Linked DNA regions of Homo sapiens: all the other regions are linked to region 3. The links are chromatin loops, found by intact Hi-C in ENCODE. Cell type or tissue: heart right ventricle. All regions are shown on one strand.

What was found. A loop is a pair of places that touch in the nucleus more often than their neighbours do. Peaks named below come from ENCODE experiments on the same cell type or tissue, not always from the same donor. Only the 100,000 strongest peaks of a DNase experiment are listed, where the experiment ranks them.
Region 1: a loop joins it to region 3, with 2.6 times the contacts of the local background. A loop is called at or near these places in 18 of 110 quality-filtered maps.
Region 2: it touches region 3 in a loop (17-fold over the local background); 86 of 110 quality-filtered maps call a loop at or near these places.

Annotation. Positions count from the first base shown.
Region 1 is chr13:28,490,806-28,498,805 of GRCh38, forward strand. It overlaps FLT1 (fms related receptor tyrosine kinase 1), which reads right to left and starts at 4,323. Exons shown (of 30, transcript NM_002019.4): 1 at 3,975-4,323. The coding sequence starts at 4,038. RefSeq lists silencers at 3,809-3,858, 3,939-4,058, 4,179-4,228. In heart right ventricle, no CTCF peak of the experiment used is centred here; DNase peaks (open chromatin) are centred at 3,494 and 4,556; H3K4me3 peaks cover 6,009 bases; H3K27ac peaks cover 5,987 bases; H3K27me3 peaks cover 5,869 bases.
Region 2 is chr13:28,633,748-28,641,747 of GRCh38, forward strand. No RefSeq gene overlaps it. Among named protein-coding and RNA genes, the nearest start is that of POMP, 21 kb to the right of the region's middle. In heart right ventricle, a CTCF peak has its summit at 3,159; a DNase peak (open chromatin) is centred at 3,144; H3K4me3 peaks cover 540 bases; H3K27ac peaks cover 3,818 bases.
Region 3 is chr13:28,320,200-28,328,199 of GRCh38, forward strand. It overlaps FLT1 (fms related receptor tyrosine kinase 1), which reads right to left. Exons shown (of 30, transcript NM_002019.4): 20 at 7,263-7,351; 21 at 2,591-2,747; 22 at 2,063-2,160; 23 at 1,264-1,386. Among named protein-coding and RNA genes, the nearest start is that of FLT1, 170 kb to the right of the region's middle. RefSeq lists a silencer at 973-1,267 and enhancers at 2,030-3,229, 7,894-8,000. In heart right ventricle, CTCF peaks have their summits at 4,188 (motif pointing right) and 4,391; a DNase peak (open chromatin) is centred at 4,192; H3K27ac peaks cover 3,058 bases.

The DNA.
Region 1 (8,000 bases), 170 kb after region 3:
TGCAATGACAAATGCACTGAAAAATGATGATATTTACTTGATACCCAACACACCCCTAACTGTGAGATCCAAACCAAGAATTAGACACGCCTGGCCTCTACTAACACCAGCAGGCTTCGCATTTAACATTCACGTGCCAAGATAGCTTCTCTCACTTTTTCTCCATTCTTATCCCCACCCACATACACATATCAGTTTAAAGCACTACAGAAGCTACTTACTCTGTTATTTGTTCTTGTCTTGCCCAACTGCCCAAGCCAGGTCAAATATCAGCCATAACTCTGCTGTGTAGATCTCAATAGGCTGCATAACCTTCCTCGAGGACATTACATTATTTTGGTCAATATGAAACCATTTTTTGGTAACACATCACCTTCAACTTCCATATTAAATAAATTTAAAGTAGACTTAGAAATGTCTCGATCATTTTTGGAAAGAACAAAGTAATTACTTGGTTTGTTTCTTAAAAGTCACGTAAAGTAGACTCAATTTTAAATAAGGGGTTTAGTATCCCTGTTAAAATCTGGAACTTTTTTTAAAAGAATAAAGCCATTCTGTTAATCAAATAAGTGTTAGCTTTAAAAATTCAAGAAATAAATAGGGGTTTAAAATGACTGCTATCCTTAGAAGAGTTAATGCAACTAGAGTTTTGAGGGAGCATCTACTTTATAGAGTTATACATTCTGCTAGTGAAAAAAGCCCAAGATAAAGATGACTGCTGGCTCAGGCATCCTCTACCAGCCCATCTCTTCCAAAACAGCCTATTCAAGGCCAAATTGACTGGCTGTTTAGGTACATGCTACTAAAGAAAAAGAAAGTTTAATGTGATTAGCAGGGGAAACCCAGTTCATCCTAACAGCCCCAGCATCATATGGTTTCTCATCCACTCTATATACAAATATAAATAAGGTGGGGAAGAGAAAAGAGAAAGACAGACACGGTGTTCAGGCCATTTCTTGGAATCATTCATTGAATTTTGGAGTCAGAAAAGGGCCTTAGAAATCAACCACCTATACTAACGTCTTCATTTTACATACGAAAACAAAGTACCCACTTGGTGATCGTTAGAAAAGAAACCAGATAGCCTATTATAGAATGTCCAACAGGGAAATTTTAAAAATGTAACAAAGTGCTAAAATAGTAAGCAACAATATTTGAGGAACTGGAGTAAGTAGTCACCTACAGTTCCTTTGTAACATGATGCTTCAGTTGGAAAACTGTAGGCTGCCAAAGCTCCTAAATAATTAATATTTCGAATATGCAATTTAGACCAAAAAAAAGTGCAGCTTCATAAAACCTTGGAGAAAACAACAAAAATTGTTACAAAAAATTAACTTTATTATAAGAGATTTATTACATTCAATTTGAAATAGGTATTTTCATGTGCACTTTGATTTAATATTATTAATATGGACTTCCTTCACAAAATTCACAATTTCAGTATTTCCACTTAGTTATAGTAAATTGTAAATGTTAGCTGTTCAAGAACTCAAGAAAAATGAGGGCAAAGAAAAAGGTCTGTAGCTTTCATCCAGGTTGTGATACCTTAAAAGTAAGAAATGAGACTCAGAGCTGGAGAAAGAGGACTGGTATCCTTTATAGAGAAAGAGCAATAGAGAGGACTTGAAAGTATCTGAATTATTGGCATCTTTTTATTTCCCAGAATGTCTGGAAGAGGTAAATAAGCGCTTTAGAGGGGAAAGGCATTATCTTTTTGTAATACTGAGCCTCTGGTTATTTTACCTCTCAATGCATGTGCACACCAGGCATGCACACACACAGAATATTAATAGCTGATAAGTATTCAAAGATTACATAGTACCTGAAGGAAGGCAGACCCAGGTTCATAATGACGCAAGAGAACTCTGCAGTGGGGAACCGTGGCTTCTTACTAGACATTGCTTCCCGGATATGCAGCCTCTCAGTTGAGCATGAAAGCCCTGATGCGGTTTGTAAAGTAGGCGGTAGCTGATTGTTTTACTGTGAGATGCTTGTTAACCAGACAGAGAAACTATGAGTTTTCAAAAGCACCCATGATGCCGACTGAGCTAACATGAACTAACAGAGTGTTCTGTTAACTGTTAGGTAAAGAGGTTCTCAGCTTGCCAATGTTAGTCCTTTCTTCCCAAAAAAGTGCAAATAAAAAAAAAAAAGAAATTCAGAGTTGCAAAACTGCTGCCCCATTTAAGTAAATTATAATCTAAGAAAAATCACAAGAGGATCCCACTCACATTTCTGTAAAGTTTCCACTGATCTAAGATGCTTCCAATTACAAAGAAAACGATGCTTCACTAAAGTCAGCATGTTTTCAAAATAAAGATATAATTATGTGAAGCAGAAAATCTAATAAATCACGTACTTTTCCCTCCGTAATTTTAGATTCATGTAATTTAGCTAGATTTATCTTTACATAATAGTCGAGTGAGGTATTTAAATTCTCTAAGCAATTATATTTTAATACAAGTGACTTTTCAAAACAAAAAATGTATTTGTGAAATAGAAAATACAACATTTTATTTAATATAGTTATGTTAGCACCTTTCCCAACCTACAGTGAGTTCTCAGAAGTTACCACTTCGCCCTGTCTCCGGGTTTAGTAGTTTCTCCAATCTAATTGGAACTATTACTTGTTACTTGGAAACTGACGGTCTAGTTAGTCTTCCCACTGAGAAAGAATATTTAATTATTACTGCTTTTTGGGTTTAACAAGCTTTTTGTTGTTGTTGTTGTTGTACTACGCTCCATCCTATTGACTTTTCTTCCCGGGAATCATTGCAATGACTTATTTTATATTACTATATTTTATTTCATATTTTACCTTTTCTCCACGATGCTTAAAAGAAAGGCGCTCCGAAATCTGGCTCTCTGCGCCCAGGGGAACGAGGCACAAATCTCCGCCACTCAGCCCCACTGAGCAGAGACTGCGAGTCCGAACCCTCAAGTTCCTCGGGGCTTTGACCCCTCAATGGCGGCGGTCTAACTGCTGGTAAAACCCCCGGCCCCTGACTGTTCCACCGCCCGTCTCCCAAACGCCCAGCGAAGGCTGACTTAGGTGGCGGGCGGACCTCATCGATTCCTCAAACCACATCGTTTGGTCAAAATCGCCCGCCCTCTCTTCGCTCGGATTTTAAAGGCTAGGCTTGTAAGTCAGTAAGTTAACGGTATTTGGGCCCTGGGCTGCCCTTGTGGGTCAGGGTCACTGATGTCCGCGACACGGACTGGACCGCGCACCACGCCTGCTCCCGGCAGAGGCCCCACCCGGGTGGCTGAGCGCAGCGCACTGGGGCCCCGCGGTCCGAGAGCGGCGGGGAGGAGCGGGCGCTCGCCGAGCGTTCCCCGGGACAGTCCGGCTTGGGGACTCAAGCGGGTCATGGGATGCCGGCGCTGGCCCTCTCCTGAGATCCTCCTGCTCCCCCGCAGGCACGAGTCCCCTCCAAATCGGCTCCCCTCCTACACTCTCGTGACGCGAGGTCGCGGCCAGTGCCCAATATCACCAAAGTCCCGGCCTCAGCCCAGCCCCGGGCAGCCTGGCAGGCTTTCAGGAGCCTCTGCTCCCGGCTCCGGGGGACCCTGCGTACCTGCCCCAGGTCCTCTGGGAATGGGCTCTGGGTGCCAGGCAGGTCCCGGTGCGTGCTGCTCCTAGTGCCCAGGGCCTCGGCAGTGAGACCCCAACCCGACAGCTGGATAAGGGATCAGCGATCCTGTCGCAAACGGACAGCCCCAGCGCGGACCCGGTCTGAGCGCTGATGCTCGCGGGTCCAGGCCAGCCACTCCTCGAGGCGCTCCCTCGGAGAAAGGGCGCAGCGGCCCCAAGCGTGCCCGCTGCAACTAGTGTCCCAGGTTCTCGCCGTAGCCAGCTTCTCCGGGCTACAGCCTCGTCTCCCCGCGTGCACCCCGCCCTGGCCTCGGAGGCTCTGCCCTCCGGCCGCCCCATCGCAGCCCGCCTCAGGCCCCGGCCCCCAGCCGCGCCTCACCTGTGAGAAGCAGACAGCTGAGCAGCGCGCACAGCAGGACCCCGGTGTCCCAGTAGCTGACCATGGTGAGCGCGACGCGGCCTGCTCGCCCGGTGCCCGCGCTCCCCGCGGCCAACGACCCGGCCGCCAGAGTCCGTCCTCTCGTTCGCCGCCGCCGGCCCCGCGCCCTGAGCGCCCGTCTCGCGGCTCCAGCCAGGAGACAACCACTTCCCCGGGTAATCCTCGCCGCCAGGCGCCCGCTGGCCGCTGCACCCGAGCCCCGGAGCCCGCTCCGAGCCGCCGCCGCTGCCGGGGAGGAGCCGAGAGGAGTGTCCGCCTGGCGCGCTCCGAGCCTCCCGCGGACCTCGATGAAGAGCAGCCGAGGGCGGGGGCGATTTATAACCTTTCCCCAGCCCACTTCCTACCCCGGCACCTCCTTCTGGTGACGTCAAGGGGTCCCCCACCCCTCATCCGCCTCCCCACCTACCCTCTTCTTCCTCCCAGGCTCGCTTCCCTGCGGCTACGGAGAGGGGCGGGGGCCGACGAGGGCGGGTGGCCCGGGGCCGAGCGCGCGTGGGGAGGTGCTGGCGACGCGGGCCCGGGAGCGCGGCCCCGGCAGGTTCAGGGTCTTTGCTCCGCGCCCTCTTGCCCTTGCCCCTCCTCCTGCCCATCGCGCTCAGGAAATCCTTGCAGACTCCCTCCACCCGGCTTACTCAGCTCTGGGGGCCGCCCGAAACTGGGGAAGGGACAAGGCTGAAGCTCCGCCGCCTGGCCCTAGGGGCGGAAAGTCCGATCCAAGGGAAGCTGGCCGCGCCTCCGCGACGGTGTTCTTGGCACGGAGGACTGAGGCGCAGTCCGGCTGTCTCCCCTTGCCTGCTCTTCCCGCGCTGTCCCGCCGCTCCTGACCCCTTCAGACTGTCCCGAGAAGTCTAGGAAGGCACCGGAGACCCTCGGCACAAGGCACTGAACCTGGAGCGCCTGAGGGGAACTGACGCTTGCTTGGCACCTTTGGGAAGACTGCGAACCAGCTCAGGTCCCAGGGGAGCGTGTCCGTGTCTTTTTCGGCCGCATTGATGCACCCGCCCAAGTCATTTCCTCAGTCTTCTGCTTCCTAGAAGCAAAACAAGGAATAACATTATGATACCTTTAAAAAGCTGAGGCGTGAAACTGCTCCTGCAACTTGGAAGCGCAGGGCACTTGAACTTTATTCCCTAAATGCTCGAAAAAGAAATCTTTCTGGTGGCAGCTTGCTACTCAAGATGAGTGACTCTGACCACAACCGGCTGAAATTAACTTGAGGCCCTAGATCATTTGCTATGACACTAATTCCACGTTGTTCCTCAATTATGTCTCCATTACCTCAAAGGCTGAAGTCGTCCTGGCTGCACGGAGCAGCCCAGTCTTGTCTCTGTAAATACCGCAGATTTGAAAAATAGTCCTATTGGAACCCGTCAGAGGGATGTAATACAAGGGACTGTGATGGCTCTTGAACGGAGCCAGAGACTCTTCCTGAAGGACTGGACTACCTCCCCGCCTAGGAAGGTTGGGTAACCCAAAGTTGCCACATTTCTGGGCTGCACACCAAGGAGAGGCCCCGGCCACTCCACACAGGAAATGCACGTCTGGGCACCTGGAGCCGCAGGACCTGAGCCACTAACTGTCCCTGGATCCCTTCTGCTTCAGAGGCAAGGAAGACTGCCGGAGTCATTGCTTGCCTGCTGGCTTCACCAGCGCTTTCTGTTTTTCCAGTTCTCCTCACCACTCTTCCTGGCGCCTTTCTCTGCCTCCCGCACCCCTGCCTCCTCTAAAACCCACAGCATCATCCCTCAGAACAGCTGGAAGCGGACAGCTGATCCTTCTCCTTGCTGGTCCCCCAGCCCAGAACACAGCCTGGGACATACGTGCGGAGCCACAGTGTCTGTTGGTCTCACCTGAGAGCTGCTTGTCACTCCCACACCCTCTTTCAAGGAGAAGCTGTCAGCATTGTCCTTCTGCAGCATTCAACAGGGGCCAGGCATTGGGTTAGGGCTGAAAACACTGATGGAGAGCCATCATCTTTGCCTTCTAAAGGGCTTGGACTGTGATAAGAAGGTGGACACTTGAAGTGGCTGCAGGACCGGCATTCCAGTGCTGGAGGGGTGTTTAGTCCTCCATCAGCTCAGAGAAGTAAAGGCACATTTATTGGCAGGGAAAACCCAAGGAGGGCTTCTCAGGAGAGACACACATTTGACTCTGGGGGAAAGTGGTCCATAGTACCATGTACAAAGGTTTAATTTGCTAATACATTTTTTCAAATGCCATTTTGATATTTTTAACTCATAAAGAGACAACACTTTCCAAACCTGCTGCCAGCAATGAATCTACATTGTGTCTGTAAAGCCAGAACAGGTATTTGATGGACAGCTGAAACAATCTTTATAATCTAAGATGCTAATCAATGATATTAACATGTTGCTCAATTATTTAAGGTTAGTAGAGTCACAGTCGAATCTAAGATTTATATTAAAACTATGCTGCAGTAAGGGTGGGCTTCCACATTTCCCAACTACTCTTTTGAAAAGTTGCTTTTAATTAGAGTCAGCAATTTATTGACTATGACTTCTTTGTTAGTTGCATTAGCGTTCTCACAAAGAACTCAAAAATGCTACAAATTTTAGCTTAGATATGGGGAATAAATGTATAGCTCCCAATCCTCTCCCCAAAAGAGATAATACCTTTGAATGAGAATGGGCTATAGCACTCTCCTAACTAAATCACTAATGAAAGAGGTTTTATAGATAATACTGATGGAGAAGATGGAATTCAACACGCCTGGTGGGTATAAAAAGCTATTGAAGTAGGCAATCTGCTTGCTTCCTGCTCACATACAAAAGAACATTTCATCTCCTGTTTGGTTAGCAAAACCAGACACTCTCTCTTGTTATCAGCTACAAACATTCTCTTGAGGTTTCTTTCTCACCCCTATTCAGAAGCACACTGTTGCTAAATCCATCAGCTTTAATATTCGAGACTGAATAAGAGTGTTGGAGCACCAGTGTGAGAGACAGGAGGGAGCCCAGGCTCTCACCTTCCTCCAAAGACCAAGCATGGAGCTGATCAGCCACAGTCACTGAGGATCAGTCAGGAATTTCTTTTCCACTTGGGTTAGGTAGCTTGATACAAAAGGAAAAATACACTCTATGGGCATACTCTGCATAATGCAAATATGTATGGTTGAATACAAGAACCAAATGATCTCATAAAACCCTTCTGTGTTATATTTTAAAAAGCTTCACAGTACATATCCTCTGGACAGTTCAGGCTCCTTGGTCTAAAAAGCACACGCTCCCAAATCTCTGCTAAGAAGTTCTGCGGAGTTCACCAGGCAGGCACATGTATGAGTTTACTTATCAGATGCTGATGACCCCATTGGCTCAAAAGTCTTGCTATGGGAAGCTACCACTGTGGCTGAAATGCCCCCATTTTCAAAGAACTTAAACATCTTGTACTGGGTTTAAAAGCCATTCAACCCATCTACCGAGTCAATTCGTGGAATTCCTATTCAATGCTCCAATATCTCCACATGAAAATTTATTGAACACTTAAAAACACCTCCTGTGCCATGGGCATCTTGTCTCCAGCCTCAACATCCACATCCCTTTGGTCACTCTTCAGCTGACACGCTCCAGAAATTCCATCCAGCATATCAGTGTCCCTGCAGGTGACACGCTTAGGATTGAAAATGCAGCACAATTATCATTTCCCTACTCCTAGAGGTAGTTTTTCTTTCAGGCAGAGAGAAAAGCCTGTGGGAAGGCCCAGTGGGAGCGAGGAAGGAAAATCGTTCAGGTGGGAAGAGCAGCGTGGAGAAGGAAGCAAAGGGGACAGCCCCCTCCTGGAGATAAGGCCAGTGCCACCGAGAGCAGGGCAGCACTGCCCTGGTGGCACCTCTGGGGCCGCCGGCCTGGGCTCCCTGGCTCCTCCTGTTCCTGCTACTCATGCTCCCGTCTGCTCCTGACTACCTTCTCCCGGGCATGGGTGGGCGCTGCTGGTGTTTATAAGATCGCC
Region 2 (8,000 bases), 310 kb after region 3:
ATTTATATAAATATGCACATGTATTTACATATACATTTATATAAATACGCACATATATTTACATATACATTTATATAAATACGCACATATATTTACATATACATTATATAAATATACATACATTTATATATGCATTTATATAAATATACATACATTTATATATACATTTGTATAAATATATGTACATTTATATTTACATTTATATAAATATATACATATATTTGCATATATACATATATTTATATATACATTTATATAAATCTATACATATATTTACATATATACATTTACATATAAATACATATTTCATATATACAGTTTCACCTGAGGCCCTAGTAACCCCAGCTATAGTACTTGGAACAAAATCCCTGAGGATTTACTCGAGAACGCACCCTCAGTTCTCTTTGAGAAATCATACAGGATGACAGTTTCCAGAACACTGCTTATAGGAAAACATTCTCCCAGGTTTCAAATGGGAGAGGGCTGTATTACAGAAACTATAAACTCTTCAGCTCAACCTCTCCTGAACATGACTGTGGACGTTCAGAAAAGAAATCCAAGAAGACTGAAGAGTCAACGTGAATTCACTAAGTGCAAATCAGGCCAGGCTGACCTTGTTTCCGTTTTGGGGTGGGTTGGTAAGTTAGAGAAGCAAACCTTACCCTCAGCTCTCAATACCCTGGTGTGTAACAATTAGTGGAAAAGGAGGAAGGAAGGGTTATAACCAGTCTCCAGAAAATTATACATAATTCAACCTATATTAATCTGTTTCATCCCTTTAAAATGTAAAAGAGAAAGCTCCAAACTGAGCAATTGTTACATTCAAATACTCTTTAGAGGGCTTTGTATAGAAGAAGGATTAGATTTCAGAGGGCAGAGCCAGGATAAGTGTGTGCAAATTACAGGGAGGCAGTATTGTACCCCAAATAGGGGGAAAACTGTCTAACGCTTAGGACACTGTTTCTTAAACCTGAGTCATGTACAGACTCCCTAATAGAAAAAATTCTCGCAAATTTCCAGGGTTTACGAATTGTTTTTCTATAACAGTTCTTAGTTATGGACAAACATACAACTAGGTATAAAGTTCTTATGCTTACAGTTATACACATTTACAAATTAAGTTTGTAAACTGAATGTATAAATGTATACATTAAAGACAAGCAAAGCTACAATGTCAACAATATTTAAATAAACAACCTTCTTTTAATGGGAGAGATGATGTTTTGCTGAAGCAAAATCGTCATTCAGAGCATGAATATGGTATCGATGGCTTTTGCCTTGGGCAGTTGTAGACCGCCGTGTGAATTGTGATAACACAAACCAAACACATTTCTTTTTCTGAACCATAGAGAAATCTTCATTTATGAAGTATGCTATAAGGTTACTTTCCTTCACTAAAATTGACATCATGGTTACCTATTAGGACCAATTCTGTTCTTTTTTAATTCACTCCCAATTAAAGTGGATCTACTCTCCTAACACATAAACAAAAATGAGCACTGAAAGATACCTTCTGGTAGCCCTCAGATAAAAAGTGATTACTACATTCGCCAAAACTCATAGAAAATACAATCAGGGTGAACCCTAATGGGAAGGCTGAACTTTAGTTAATGATGTTGTATCAATTTTGGCTCACCAATTGTGACAAATGTACAACACTAATGTCAGATGCTAAAAGTAGAAGAAATTGGAAGCCAGGCATAGTAGCGTGCACCTGTAGTCCTAGTTACTCAGGAGGCTGAGGCAGGAGGATTGCTTAAGCCCAGGAATTTGAGGCTGGAGTGTGAACTGCCACTGCACTCCAGCCTAGGCAACGTGTTAAGACCTCATGTCTAAAAAGGAAAAAAAAAAGTGTGGGGGAGAGGAAATTAGGGATGGAGGGCCAGGGGGTATATGAGAATTCTCTGTGCTTTTTGTTCAATGTCTCTGTAAACCTAAAACCGCTCAGGAAAAGAAGAAGTCTACTAATTTTTAAGAAAGTGGTCACCATAAAGTTCTTATGTATTAGTTCTTTTTAGATTATTGTCCACATGAAAAGACAACTATTTCTAGATCTTGTATGAAACTCTTGTACCTCCAAGAATAATTCTATATATCTCAGGGTCTGTACCGTAGTTTTTAAAAATGCTGAAATTGAGAGTTCAAGAATGGAACGAAGTATTCTAAAAAGTCGTTAGAACTTCTTTACTCAAAGTGTTTCAGAAAATGCCTAGAAGGTCATCTTTTAGAGAAGTTCTTCTAGGGATTTTTGCTTTTGGAGAGAGGTCAGAGCACAGGATCTCTAATTCCAAGATTATATAATTCTACTTGGTGTTTTTTTTTTAAGATTTAGCTTTGAATTCATTTGCTTTTACTGCTACTTTTCACAGACTGTGCAATGGCCCAATGTCAGAACCATGAGGTGATGAAATTTGTAGCTTTCTAAGGTTTTTCTTATTCCCACAATCCTGTTCAAATAGCAACAATTTCATTTAGGCCAAACCAATTGCTAATTTTTGGTCCTGGGAAAGGATAACTAATAAACCTCACATCATTCCAGTGAACCCAGATTGCATTCCTTTCTGATGGCTTATCACATTGCACTCTGGGTTAAATGCCATAGTTATAGCTCCATTTACATATTTGGGTAATCCATTTTCTAAGTGTTCTCTTAAAGAAAACCTAGAAAACGTTTCTATTTCTTTATTCCCTTTGGAAAATATTTCCTTGCAGGAATCTAAGGCTAGAATTGAATCTGTAAAAGGACTCTTGTAATTCTATACTTTTTAAAACCACTGTTTGAATTTTGTTGAATTCACATACGTGCATTTTCGTTTAGTTTTAGCAGACAACACTGCCATGATAGGAGTTGTAACGTCATAGGCATTGAGTAGGTCAAATCTTTTGGCACTGGGTCTAAAGATTTGATTCCTCCAATTGGGGTGGTATTGCTGAACTGCGGTAGAACTGTTTTCCATTAGAAAGTAAAGAAGCTGGGTCCTCGTCATAAATGTGGGTAGCTGAGGGAGGAGTACAGTCACGTTTTCTGATTTTCAGCCTGTCTTTCTCTGCTAGGCAGCATTCGCCCCCTGTCCCATTACATCAGACCACTCACGATTCTGACCTGGAACTTCCAGAAAGAATGGCTGGCTTGGAGGCATGGCTTCTTATCACCACCCACTGTCTGCTCCAAGAACTGCAGGAGCATTTCAAAACCACCAGGGCAGGTGACTCTCCCAACCGCAGAAAGAGGAAATGTACTAGAATAGAAAGAAAGAATAAAACGGAAGAACAAATGAGCATCTGAGGAATACACCTGAAAAATGAATCACCAAGGGAAACCCGTTTCTATCTTTATTTTGATGTTTCCAAAAGGAAACCCGTATTTATAAAAGATCACAACCAAAGTTCAATAGTCTGAAATGAGATGATATTTTCAATATAAAAACAGGATCTACTCATTTTTCTCAATTCATATTAAAAACAGTTGTTTGATAGCATTCCCATGGAGACATGTAAATTTATTTATTTTTTCTAATTGTTATCCCAGTGTGCTCCTGTTTGAAAGCTATTACAAAATTAGGCCGGGCACGGTGGCTCACGCCTGTAATCCCAACACTTTGGGAGGCTAAGGCAGGAGGGTCGCTTGAGCCCAGGGGTTCAAGACCAGCCTGGGCAACATGGCAAAATCATGTCTTTACAAAAAATACAAAAAAAAAAAAAAATGAGCCGGGTGTGGAGGCACATGCCTATATTCCCAGCTACTTGGGAGGCTGAGGCGGGAGGATCACTTGAGCCTAGGAATTCAAGGTTGCAGTAAGCCATGATTGTACCACTGCACTACAGCTTGGACAACAGAGTGAGACCTTGTCTCAAAATAAATAAATAAATAAATTAATTAATTAAGCTATGACAAGGTTAGCATCAATATATTTTTGAAAATAGTAGCAGTCTGAATACAGACAAAACACGCCTCCTTGATTTGAGATTCTGCTTCTTTTTCCACTTTACTGTTAATTCCTTTTTTTTTTTTTTTTTTCATACTTTCACCAGTTTCAGGAAAGGGTGGGTTAGAGTCAGGGGCTTCCTGAAGCTTTTCAGAACAAGAATTCTAATGAAGCAGTGTGTTCAGAGGGGGGTCCCCTGAGAATCATGTTTTGGAACATACCGACCTCATGTGGTATTATCTTTGCTACACTTTGCAGTTTCGTGTGAAACTTATTTTTGGTCTTTAACAAAGCATGTCCATGTTTATCTTAAATGCTGAAAAAGTTTAATAGTTTAAAACAAAACTTTTTAAAATAATTAAATATACAATGAATGCTGAAACATAAAAGTCAGACAGAATGTTACCTTAACAAGAAAGGGCTTCCTAAAGATCAAAAGATTGCTGTTTGTTTTATTTGCTAAAGACAAATAGCAAGTACTTTCACTTTAGGGGATTCAGATTGCTATTGAAGGAGCCTAGGCATTTTTGTTGCCCCACCCCCACCTAGATAAAGGCTTCCTCTACCTCATTCATAGAGTGGGAAACTTGCTTATTGATACTAAAAACATTGACTGCGCATTTAGAAAAATGGAATGCTGACATTTGATTAAAGATAGTATAGGATTCAAGCCAATGGCATTTCTGACCATGTCTTTCAGTCTTACTTAAAATTAGAGGGGAAATAGACACTACCTTGGGTTTTGCCTTATTCTGTGTACGGGTAGTAAGTAATTAGTGCAGCACTGAGCGGGAATGAATTATACTGAGTGCCAGTGCTACCAAGTTCCACCCCCTCTCATGTTGAGTGGGATTTGTTTGTTTTAATTTTTTGTAGAGACAGGGTCTCACTATGTTGATCAGGCTAGTCTCAAACTCTTGGCCTCAAGCAGTCCCCCTGCCTTGGCCTCCCAAAGTGCTGGGATTACAGGCATGAGCCACCACACCCAGGCTTAAGCTGATTTTAATGCCACCTTTAATAAAGAAGAGAAGAAACAGGCTTTTCAAGAATAAAAGCTCTCTTTCCCTCTAAATATTTCCAGATTTGGGTTTTTTTTTTTTTTAAAGTCAGTGATATTAATTAAGTCAGTGATGGACTGCTATGTCAGAATAGGACAAGATGAAAATGTACCCTCAGTCCAATCTAATCTGCAGTGGCCTATAAGAGATGGGTTTGTATAATGGTGGTCCCTTTCTTTACGGGGCTGTTTGCATAAAGCAAAGCAACTTTGGATGATGTAATATCTGGTCATTTCCATCTACAGCTATCATATGGGCCCTATATAGTCCTGCAAAGAGAAATAACAGTTCTTGTCTTGTGCTACCTCGAAATAGCTTCAAAATGTTTGCTGTTTTTTATAAAAACTTCAACAAATATTTATTTTGCACATGGCTAGATCATGATTTCTGGTTTTTGTTTTGTTTTCACCTCATCGTTTGTGGGTTCTCTACCCAGGCAGTATAGTAAAGTTTTTAAGAGCTTGAGCTCTAGAATCAGATAAACTGACTCTCACTTACTTATGTGATCTGAGCAGATTAATGAAGCTTTGTAAGCCTAATTTGCTCATTTGCAAAATGGCAAATATTAGTAGTCCTTCACTTGAAAGGTTGTTGTGAGGATTGAACATGTGTAAGGAGCTCGGCACAGGACTCAGATAGAATCCATCAAATAATAACTTGTTATAATAAAAAAGGACATATGTCCAAGTCCTTAAATCAATTACAAGGAACCTAAAAGACTTTCTGCAGCAGTTGAGGGAAATCAAACACCACTTCTCTTTTCAACTCGCTTCCTTTCTGTTATCAGCTCATGGGATTACATGGCTGTTCTCACCAGCATGCATGTTTGTAAGCAGTCTACAGCTCATGTTGTGAGGGCAAAAGATGGAAGAAGGTCATGAAACAGAGTGACCCTCATCCATATAGAAATGACAAAATATGCATGCAGAACCTATCATTCTTTAAGACTCTAATGAAATCCGGCTAAAGGAAATTACAGTGCGTGATAAATGATATTCCATGATTTCAGGAAATCTTACCAGAAAAACCCAAAAACCTCTCATGGTTGGGTAATGCAAAGATTCTAAAATACCAGATACTCCCCAGATCCCCAGATCATGGCTTTGGATTGTATTGAACCAGCAAATTATTTTGTTTTGCTTAATTTACTTTAATGGGAGGCAGTATGGCAGAGTGGTGACATGAGGTAGCTCAATTGTTGTTGTTTTAAAAATTGTTTCATAATTTTGCTATCAATAATTGCTTGTGATTCTTGAGTAGCATTCCATAATTACATGCTCATAAGAATGGTGGGAAAGGTAGTGCATGTGTATTTGAGATAATAAAAGATTTTAAAGTATCAGAGGGCTGGAGGCAGTGGCTCATGCCTGTAATCCCAGCACTTTGGGAGGCTGAGATGGGCGAATCACTTGAGGTCAGGAGTTTGAAACCAGTCTGGCCAATATGGTGAAACCCTGTCTCTACTAAAAATACAAAAATTAGCTGGTGTGGTGGCGCATGCCTGTAGTCCCGGCTACTCGAGAGGCCGAGGCAGAAGAATGGCTTGAGCCCGGAGGTGGGGGTTGCAGTGAGCCGAGATTGCACCATTGCACTCCAGCCTGGGTGACAGAGCGAGACTCCATTTCAAAAAAAAAAAAAAAAAATCACAGTAGGAGACCACTACTTTCTAAGGGAGGAGTCAGAAAACAGGAATAGTGATTTATTTAGACTAATTCTGTTATGTCAGGCATCTAAAAGAATTTAGTTTGAAGAAAGATTTGGGTTTCTATGAGAATGTATGAAAGCTCTAATTTATTATCTATTCAATAATTTTATATATAGATTTTTATTGAACTGAAAAGATAATTTTAGAAAATCCTTCATTTCCTCCACAGCATGGTTAACATTAATATTTAGACTGAGTTTATGAGTGTTTTCCCAGCATTGATTTCATAGTTCCTTGTCAGTTCTGGACGTAAAGGACAAGCTTTGATCTGAAGTGCGGCTGATTCAGTATGAGGGCAGATTGTGCTATGGAGATGGTTTTATGATATCTCTGTTGGGATGTTCTTTACAGTTACATCCTGACCTGCCGAATTATTAGTAAGTAGACAGTCATAGCTCCAATCCCATAACTCGACCACAAAAATAGAATTCTAGCTTCTTTTAATATGAACATTATCTAGATAGGACTATATCTAGGTCTTTCCTGACAAGTTATATGATTTAGTGCTTTGTTTCTATGAACTAAAGTTAGAAACTCGGAGTGACTCATTTTTATTTTTTTTTACGCATCTAAGTGTACAAGGAAATCAGACTGCTTCTGGTGTTGCTTTCTTTAAAAGAAAAAAAAAAGACATGCTCGTTGTTGAGTATCCTTTTTAGGTCAGCAATTCTTAAGTGCAGGACTTATTGGTATCCGAGCGGAAAGGCCTGAAGCTCTGATTTATCACAACTCCCTGTGAGTGGAGTCCTTCCATGGCTGGAGAAAGGAAAACATTTGTTGTACTAATACTGAATGTGCTTCCTGTGTAAAATAACCTTTAACTCTGTGGAGATCCCCCATTTTAATGACCAGGGACGTAGTGGAAGAAGAAGGAAATCCAAATTCCCCACAGGCAGCCTCTCTCCTCAACAGCAGGACAAGCTGCAGCCCTCCTCACGACAGAAACGCTTACTGAGGTAATGCCCCGCTAGGCTCTCTTTCACCTGTTTGAAGACACGACTCCATGAATTGTCATCAAATGTGTGTGACATTTTGACCTATGAAGAACACTGGGCGACAGCAGTCAGGTATTGTGAGGTAGCTGGACCAGGGGGAAGAGGACCGTCCTCTCATGCCAGCTTCAGTTATAGGCACTGCTGGGAACCTGACCAATAGCAGAACCAGCCCTCAAACCCCAAGCCAGACTTCAAGTTTCTAAATCACCATATCTTTACTGTAGAAACACTGTTAAGCCTGCAGTGACTGCCCTGGCCATGAGAATGCCTCTTTCTTTGCGAAACTTGAAGGGTATTCCCTACACTGGAGGGGAAA
Region 3 (8,000 bases):
CAGGGAGGCTGACTCAGATACAGACGAACAGAAAGGAGGGGAGGACTAACATGAAGGTTGGTGCCATCTCTCCAGACCAGGGCCCCAAGGAAAGTCTGTTTTCCTTTATTTTTATTTTTTTATTTTTACAAAGGATCAATGTGAAGTCATATGTTTTCCTTCTATACAACAGATTCTGGTGCAGTGGCTCTCGAAGTATGGTCCTGGGACATGCTGTGTCAGCACCTTCTAGAACAAACATGTCCAATTCCTGGCCCGCGGGCCACATGTGGCCCAGGACAGCTTTGAATGCAGCCCGACACAAATTCGTAAACTTTCTTAAAACATGATGAGATTTGTTTGCATTTTTTTTTTTTTTTAGCTCATCAGCTATTGTTAGTGTTAGTGTATTTTATGTGTGGCCCAAGATAATTCTTCTTCTTCCAATGTGGCCCAGGAAAGCCAAAAGATTGGACACCCCTGGTCTAGAAACTGGTTAGAAATGCAAATTCTCAGGCTCCACCCAAGAGTTACTGACTCAGAAACTCTGGGGGGTGGAAGGCTTGTTAGGCCAGCACACTGTAGCGTAACAAGCCTTCTAGGTGATATGTATGTTCAATTAAGCTGGGAACCACTACTGTAACTCATTGGCGCCCAGACATAAGCTTAACCCTCAGGGTATATAGGCTGAGGGTTAAGGAGAAGGGAGGACATGGGAGGTCATCCACAAAAGTGAAAAATAACACTATGTCTAAAAACAAGCAGGGAAGAGAAGCCAGTACGAGCCAGCGGGGAGATGCTAGGCATGGAAGGCCATGGGAGGTAAACAGTCTCCTCCATAGTCAGCTACTGCTGACGGTCTTCCCCGCCCTTTCCTGAGACAGATACACCTGCTGAATCAATCATCTGGGTTTATTTGAGGGAAAGAGTCCAGGCTGTTCTTTTCAGTGGTACAAGGAATTCCCTCAGGATTCAAAGGAAGGTAATGCTAAGGTCTCACCCAGGCCCCACCAAACACTTCTCAGGTTAGCAAGTCTCACGCAGCGCTGCCCAAAGGACAGGTGGGAGGCCAGGCATTAGGGAAGAGCAGAAGCAGGAGACAGTGGCCTTTCTGAGCCTTACACAAGGGCTCTCTGGGATGCCGCTCATCTGGACTGTTTGTCTTCACAGAAAGCCAATGATGGTTTTCAGGGACTACAGCTGAGGAAGTGTAAATATTTACCAAGTCTGTGGTTTAAAAGTGATAGGACACACATGAGTCAAATAAACATCAAACTGACTTACATCTCCTTTTCTCACATAATCGGGGTTCTTATAAATATCCCGGGCAAGGCCAAAATCACAAATCTTCACCACGTTGTTCTCAGATAAAAGAATGTTTCTCGCTGCCAGGTCCCGATGAATGCACTATAATAAAACAGTTGCATAATCAATGCATTTCCTTAACCTAACCAACTAATTTCCTACACCTGTCAGTGTCATTATCTTAATTTGGGAATCCATTTCACATGCTGTGAAGGGAGCACCTCTCGGTGCACACAGAGTTACCATAAACATGAAGAGCCTCTCTACAAATACAGGTCCCCAAGCCCTCAAAGTCAAGAAATGGTCTGAATCCACTGGGCTACTATTTGATCAGCGAAGCTGGTTATCTAAGATTTACCAGTGGGCAAACTTTCCCCACAGTCTTTTATCCTGAGCTGCCAAGATGAGATCTTTCTCCAGCTGCAGTTTTGTGGGAGGGCCCTATATGGCTATATTAATAGTAGCTCTCCTATGAAGTCATGTCTTCTGAGATTTGGGCCAGATTTGAAAATATGCCAGAGGATACTGTGGAGAGCCGATGCCAGGTTTGTCTAGTCTGAAACCTGTGAGTTTTCCCCAGAATTAAGTTCTATCCACTGGTATCCATGACTCCTCATTCTCAAAACTCCTCATATCAAGGCAAATTAAGGCACTTGCAGTGGTGTTTGTTCTACATTTAAGAACATAGGTATCAGCAAATACTAGGAAAAATGAATTTATAGCAAAGGTGTGTGTCCAGCCCTGGCAGAGAAGAAAAACAGTAAACAGCAAGACTGACCTTTCTGGAAGACAGGAACTCCATGCCTCTGGCCACTTGAAAACTGTAAGAAATCAGATCTTCCATAGTGATGGGCTCCTTGTAGAAACCGTCAGAATCTGGAAAGCATTAGAACCGTAACTGTTTGTAATGGCTCTTGTTATCCCACCAAATCCCAGTTTATTGGAACAATGTTAGCAAAACATAAAACAAACCAACAAGTAGATCAGAGTTCATTTTTAAGAGTATTTGAGTTTCAACATGAACACCAGAGATTTTTCCAGGCCTCCAGCCCACTTTATCCAAGCATGGGGGCAGGGGGATGATCCATTAAGATGAAAATCCCTGAGGGGAGAAAACGGTACAGTTCCCTGTCAAAATTAGTAACTCTGTAAATTATCTTAATTCAAATCTTATCTCCTCAGGACATTACCATTCGAGTCTCCCACGGATGTTTATTAGAGTGATAAATAAGAAAAAAATTTCAGAGATGCATAGTATGTTGTAAAAATATCTCAGCGCGTAGGACAGGAAGGAATTAATACCTACCCTCCTCTTCCTCAACATCACTCAGACTTTTATCTTCCTGAAAGCCGGAGCTCGCAAAGCTTTCGCTGCTGGTGACGCTATCTAGTCTTGGTTTCTTGCCTTGTTCCAGGCCTGGCTCCATTTTTTCTTTCTTAGGCTCCATGTGTAGTGCTGCATCCTTTGAAGAGACCGAAAAGGACCCAGGTGAAAAGGAGCTCCAGCACAGCAGTGGGAAACCAGTCCCTCAACTGGCAATCGCCTGATGAGAAATGAGAGCGTTTCACTTCTCAAAATGGATCGTGAACTAGCACAGGGGCCCTACGGTGTCCAGGAGCCTGACTACCTCTGGAGTTGCAGAGTCTATTGTGCTCTTGCCTGGGCTTCTAGACAGCATCTTAGATCAGATAAAAAAAAAAAATTAAGAGTGGTGGGTATTTACTGAATGCTTACTCTGTGTGAGCTGGTATATTAAAAGCTTTAGGTACATTTCTTGTTTAGTGTTTCCAACAATTTTACGAAGTAGTTCTTATTTATACATGGAGAAACAGGTTCAGAGAAGTAAAGTAATCAAATTCACATGCAGCTAATAAATAGCAAAGCTGGCCGGGCACAGTGGCTCACGCCTGTAATCCCAGCACTTTGGGAGGCCGAGCCAGGTGAATCACGTGAGGTCGGGAGTTTGAGATCAGCCTGACCAATATGGAGAAACCCCGTCTCTACTGAAAATACAAAATTAGCCGGGCATGGTGGTGCATGCCTGTAATCCCAGCTACTCAGGAGGCTGAGGCAGGAGAATTGCTTGAACCCAGGAGGTGGAGGTTGCAGTGAGCCGAGATCACGCCATTGCACTCTAGCCTGGCCAACGAGAGCAAAACTCCATCTCAAAAAAAAAAAAAAAAGCAAAGCTTGAACCCAGGATTGGTCGATGCCCACATCTGTGCCCTTAACCACTTTTCCATGCCACACGCCATCTTGTGAAGGATGACATCACTGAGAGGAAAGGATCCTCAGTGTGCTTGGTGCTTCACTCTGTAATCCCTAGGAGGAGTTATAAGAGAAGGCTATAGTTACCAATTTCTCAGGTTTCTTTGGGGAAGGAGGGAACATGGACATTGCTTTTTTTCTCTTCCATTTAAACAAAGATACAGTTTGATCCTAACAAGGGTAGCAATGGCCTTTCACCCTGGACTGCACATCCAAGCCCTGGTTCATTTGGCTCTTCCATTAATCATGCGATCTTGGGCAAGTCACCTTACTTTTCTGAGTTTAATTATCCTCTTCTGAAAAGCTCTATTATACTATTATTTTATGATTCATAGGAAAGGAGTTGTCAGTTCTGGGTGTTCATGGGAAACCAGAAAAGATTTTTATTGCCTTTTGTAATTCATCTAGTAACTATGACACTCTAAAACCTAGCACTTTCAGTGGCTTTATAACAAGACCATGTTTGTAGCCTAGATTCTGCTAGACAGCAATACTGAGGCAGAAGCAGAGAGGGACTGGAGTTCAGTGGTGTCCCTTGATCCATTTGCATGGTGTGGCAGTTCTAGGATTAACCCGCGTACCCCATCCTTCCTGGGCTTTTCTAGAAATGTCACAAAGCAAGAGTGATCCCTCCACTAGAGGGCACAGTGGGAGCAAGCAGAGCACTGGGAGAAAGCTTCAGGAGGGACAGCCCTAACCTAGTCTAAAAGCCAAAAGGGCACCAAGGTTCCCAGCCCCTGAAAAGAGACCTTCCGGGGTTGCAGAGGGAGGCAGGCCTCAGAGTGAATACCCACTGCCATTGCAGGTAACCCACCTGAGGGCAGGTAAAGACTTTCACTATTTGTTATTGTGTTTCCACAATGCAGTTATATTGGATTCTGTTCAGTTGGGGACTGGAATTTTATTTTTCACAAGATCCTTTGTGGGACAGAAGGCATCAGAGAAAGCGCTGGCAATAGCATGGGGAGAAAAATGCTCCACAGGCTCACTCAGGGCTCTGCATGTGAAAACTCTCCCTGGACAGCCTTCTTCCCCACGGCACCCAAAAGTCACAGCCTAGGCATGTCTCCAAGGACCAAAACTCAGGCTCTCTCACTCCCTTCCTGACTCCCAATCAATTGTATATTCAGCTTTGCTTATCAGTACCACTTTTGTTAAATAAAGGTAATTTACTGAACTCTTGGGACTCTGGCAGAATATAGTGAATTTATTACAAACCATATTTAAGGATCCCAGTTAATTTATTTGGAAAATGAAGTATTCCATTTTCAATTTAGCCTTTTGGTTTTGCCTTTCCTTTACCTTTATCTTCCAAATATGAAAGACAGCCATGGATTTTCCACAAAAACACTAAGCTCCACCAAGTTGCACAGGGAGGCAAATCATTAAATATAGCCAGAGAAGGAAGCAAACTCTTCAAAACAAAGGACGCACAAACCCAAACGTTCCATCCTGCCCAGGTCCCTAGGGTATTCTGCTGGCTTAGCTCTTCCTGAAGCCAGTCCAAAATTTCAGTACTAAGGGGAATTTGTACTGCCCTCAGCCCAAGGCACCACTTTCCACTTTTTCTTATGCTTTTTTCACCTCATTTAGTGTGGTGCACAGAAAAGGCAGTGGAGGAGGAGTCAAGAGAGCTGAGTTCTTTCACCTTCTGACTTCACCTCATGGTAGGTGTGTGTCCTTAAGCGAATCACTTGACTTCTCTGAACGCATCTGCAGCCTGCGAGTGTGAACCAACTGATCACAAAGATCCCTTTCAGTTTCAAGATTCTAATTATTAGGCCGGGCACGGTGGCTCACACCTGTAATCCCAGCACTTTGTGAGGCCGAGGCAGGCGGATCACCTGAGGTCAGGAGTTTGACCAGCCTGGCCAACATGGTGAAACTCCGTCTCTACCAAAATATTCAAAAATTAGCTGGGCGTTGTGGCGGGCTCCTGTAATCCCAGCTACTTGGGAGGGTAGAGGCAGGAGGATCACTTGAACCCAGGAAACGGAGGTTGCAGTGAGCTGAGATCACACCACTGCACTCCAGCCTGACTGACAGAGAGAGAAACTCTGTCTCAAAAAAAAAAAAAAAAAAAAAAGGTTCTTATTATTAGAGGACCTGACTTAAACCTGGGGAAAATGATGTTCTTGCATATATTGCCGGTCCGGTAGAACATCTCTGTCTTTAATTAGATCAAAGTTTGAGGGATGAGAAAATTGGCCAGCTGTCCAGTGGTTCTTATTTGTGTGTGAAGATTCTTGCCCACATTATAAAGATGGGCATCATTCTTGGATTTCAGACATTTTATCCACCATGTAGATCAGTGGTACGAAGTTGGACTCACCCAATTTTTCTATCTTAGTAGGTCAATGATGTTGATGATGATGATGACAGTGGTGGTGACAGTGATGATTAACATTTATTGAATGTTTGACTGAGAGATTTTTATTCTCTCAACAATCCCATCAGCTGGATTCTATTATAAGCTTCATTTAATAAACGAGGGAACTGAAACAGACAGGTTGAGTAATTTGCATTCCCAGATTTCATGAGAAGTAGAGACAGGATTTGAATCCAGGAAGTCTGATTCCAGAGTCTCAATGTTTAACCACCACACTACATGGGTTCATCACCAGTGTTGCTGATTACTGGTTAATAATGTTGAATCACTGTCCCCTGGACTTCTTCAGCTCAGAGAAGGACACAGTATTGGTGCCATATGTCACACTGGCAAAGTTTTAGTAAATTATTTCTCCTCCATTCAATAATCTCTCTCTCTCTTTTTTTTTTTTTTTTTTTTTTTGAGACGGAGTCTCACTCTGTTGCCCAGGCTGGAGTGTAGTGGCTTGATCTCGGCTCACTGCAACCTCAGCCTCCCAGGCTCAAGCGATTCTCCTGCCTCAGCCTCCCTAGTAGCTGGGATTACAGGCGCGGGCCACCACGCCTGGCTAATTTTTGTATTTTTAGTAGAGACGGGTTTTCACCATGCTGGCCAGGCTGGTTTCGAACTCCTGACCTCACAAGATCCACCTGCCTCAGCCCCCAAAGTTCTGGGATTACAGGCGTAAGCCACCGTGCCTGGCCCAATAATCTCTTTTAAACCTTGTTTGCCCTTAGGTCTTGGGTCCACATGTTCCTTTTACTACACAGCTTTTATTTAATAAGGCTGGTTCAGAGTATATGTAGGGATGACATGGGTAGTGAGGGTGTCAGGAAGTAGGGGAAAGGGCAGTGGAAAAGAAAGATAATGATTTTTGGCCCTGGCCACATCATTGGTCTACTGCTGATTGTCAAGTCACTCAGTTGATTTAGCCTTAGTCAAAATCTAACCTAATAAATGGAGACAATTATATTAACTATTATCTTCCTTAAAGAAATAAGTGACTTGTGTATGTATGTTTGCGTGTATGTACACATGCACACATATATAGGGGGAGAAAGAGAGAAAGTTATTGTTAGATATTTAGATAAGTGGCTAGTAGATTTACTCTCCAATTATGGCTGCATACGCACACAGGGATCAAATGATTCTCTGTGCTATCCACACTAGAGTGTAACAGATTATCAGGGGAAAAAACATGAAAAAAGGAGAAGAAGCAGAGATTGAGTTTTAAGTTTAATCATTAACAACACAATACAGGTTTCTCTTGCTTTATGTTGTTACAGACTAAATGAAAACTCATTGCTATCTTTAAAAACCTCCAACTTTTGAAATCCTTACCTTGTTGAGAAAAAATAAGTCACGTTTGCTCTTGAGGTAGTTGGAGAGATTTCCATATTTGCAGTATTCAACAATCACCATCAGAGGCCCTGCAGCCAAAACAGCACATGCTCATGCTCAGCCACACCAAGCCAGTCAGCCATTTGCCAGCCTTCAGCCTGCCTGAGAAACCTCAAACCAACCAGCCTTTGTATTAGTGGGGCGAAGGGATGCGATTTAGGGATGAGAGGCCCATGAATACGGTGACTTTTTCAGTTTAACCTAAGAAGGGGTTTAAAGAATACAATTGAAATACAAAAAAAAAAAAAAAAAAAAGGAGGTGAGGGGCAGTGCAGAAGCATTAGAGAGAAAAGATTGGAAGAAGGACAGAAATACGTTTGAGGAGGGGAGAGGCAAAAGCCAGCCTCCCTGCCTCTTAACCAGACCCTTGCGAGTAGAGCGGCTTCTGGTTACTGTCACACCAGTCCTGGAACTATTAAGCAGCTCCTCCCTCCCTACCACGACAGAGACGGCTACCTGGCCGTCTCTCGCCAGCAGTGTCTGCGCGATTTGCCTTGGGGCTTGCCAGAGGATCTACAGTAGGAATCGGCAAACTCTTCTTGTAAAGGTCCAGCTAGTAAGCATTTTAGGCTTTGCAGATCAAGGAGCTACTACTCAATTCTGCCTTTGTAGCCTGGAAACAACCAAACAAGTATGACTGTGCTCCAAGAAAACTATGAACACAGAGATTGGAATTTC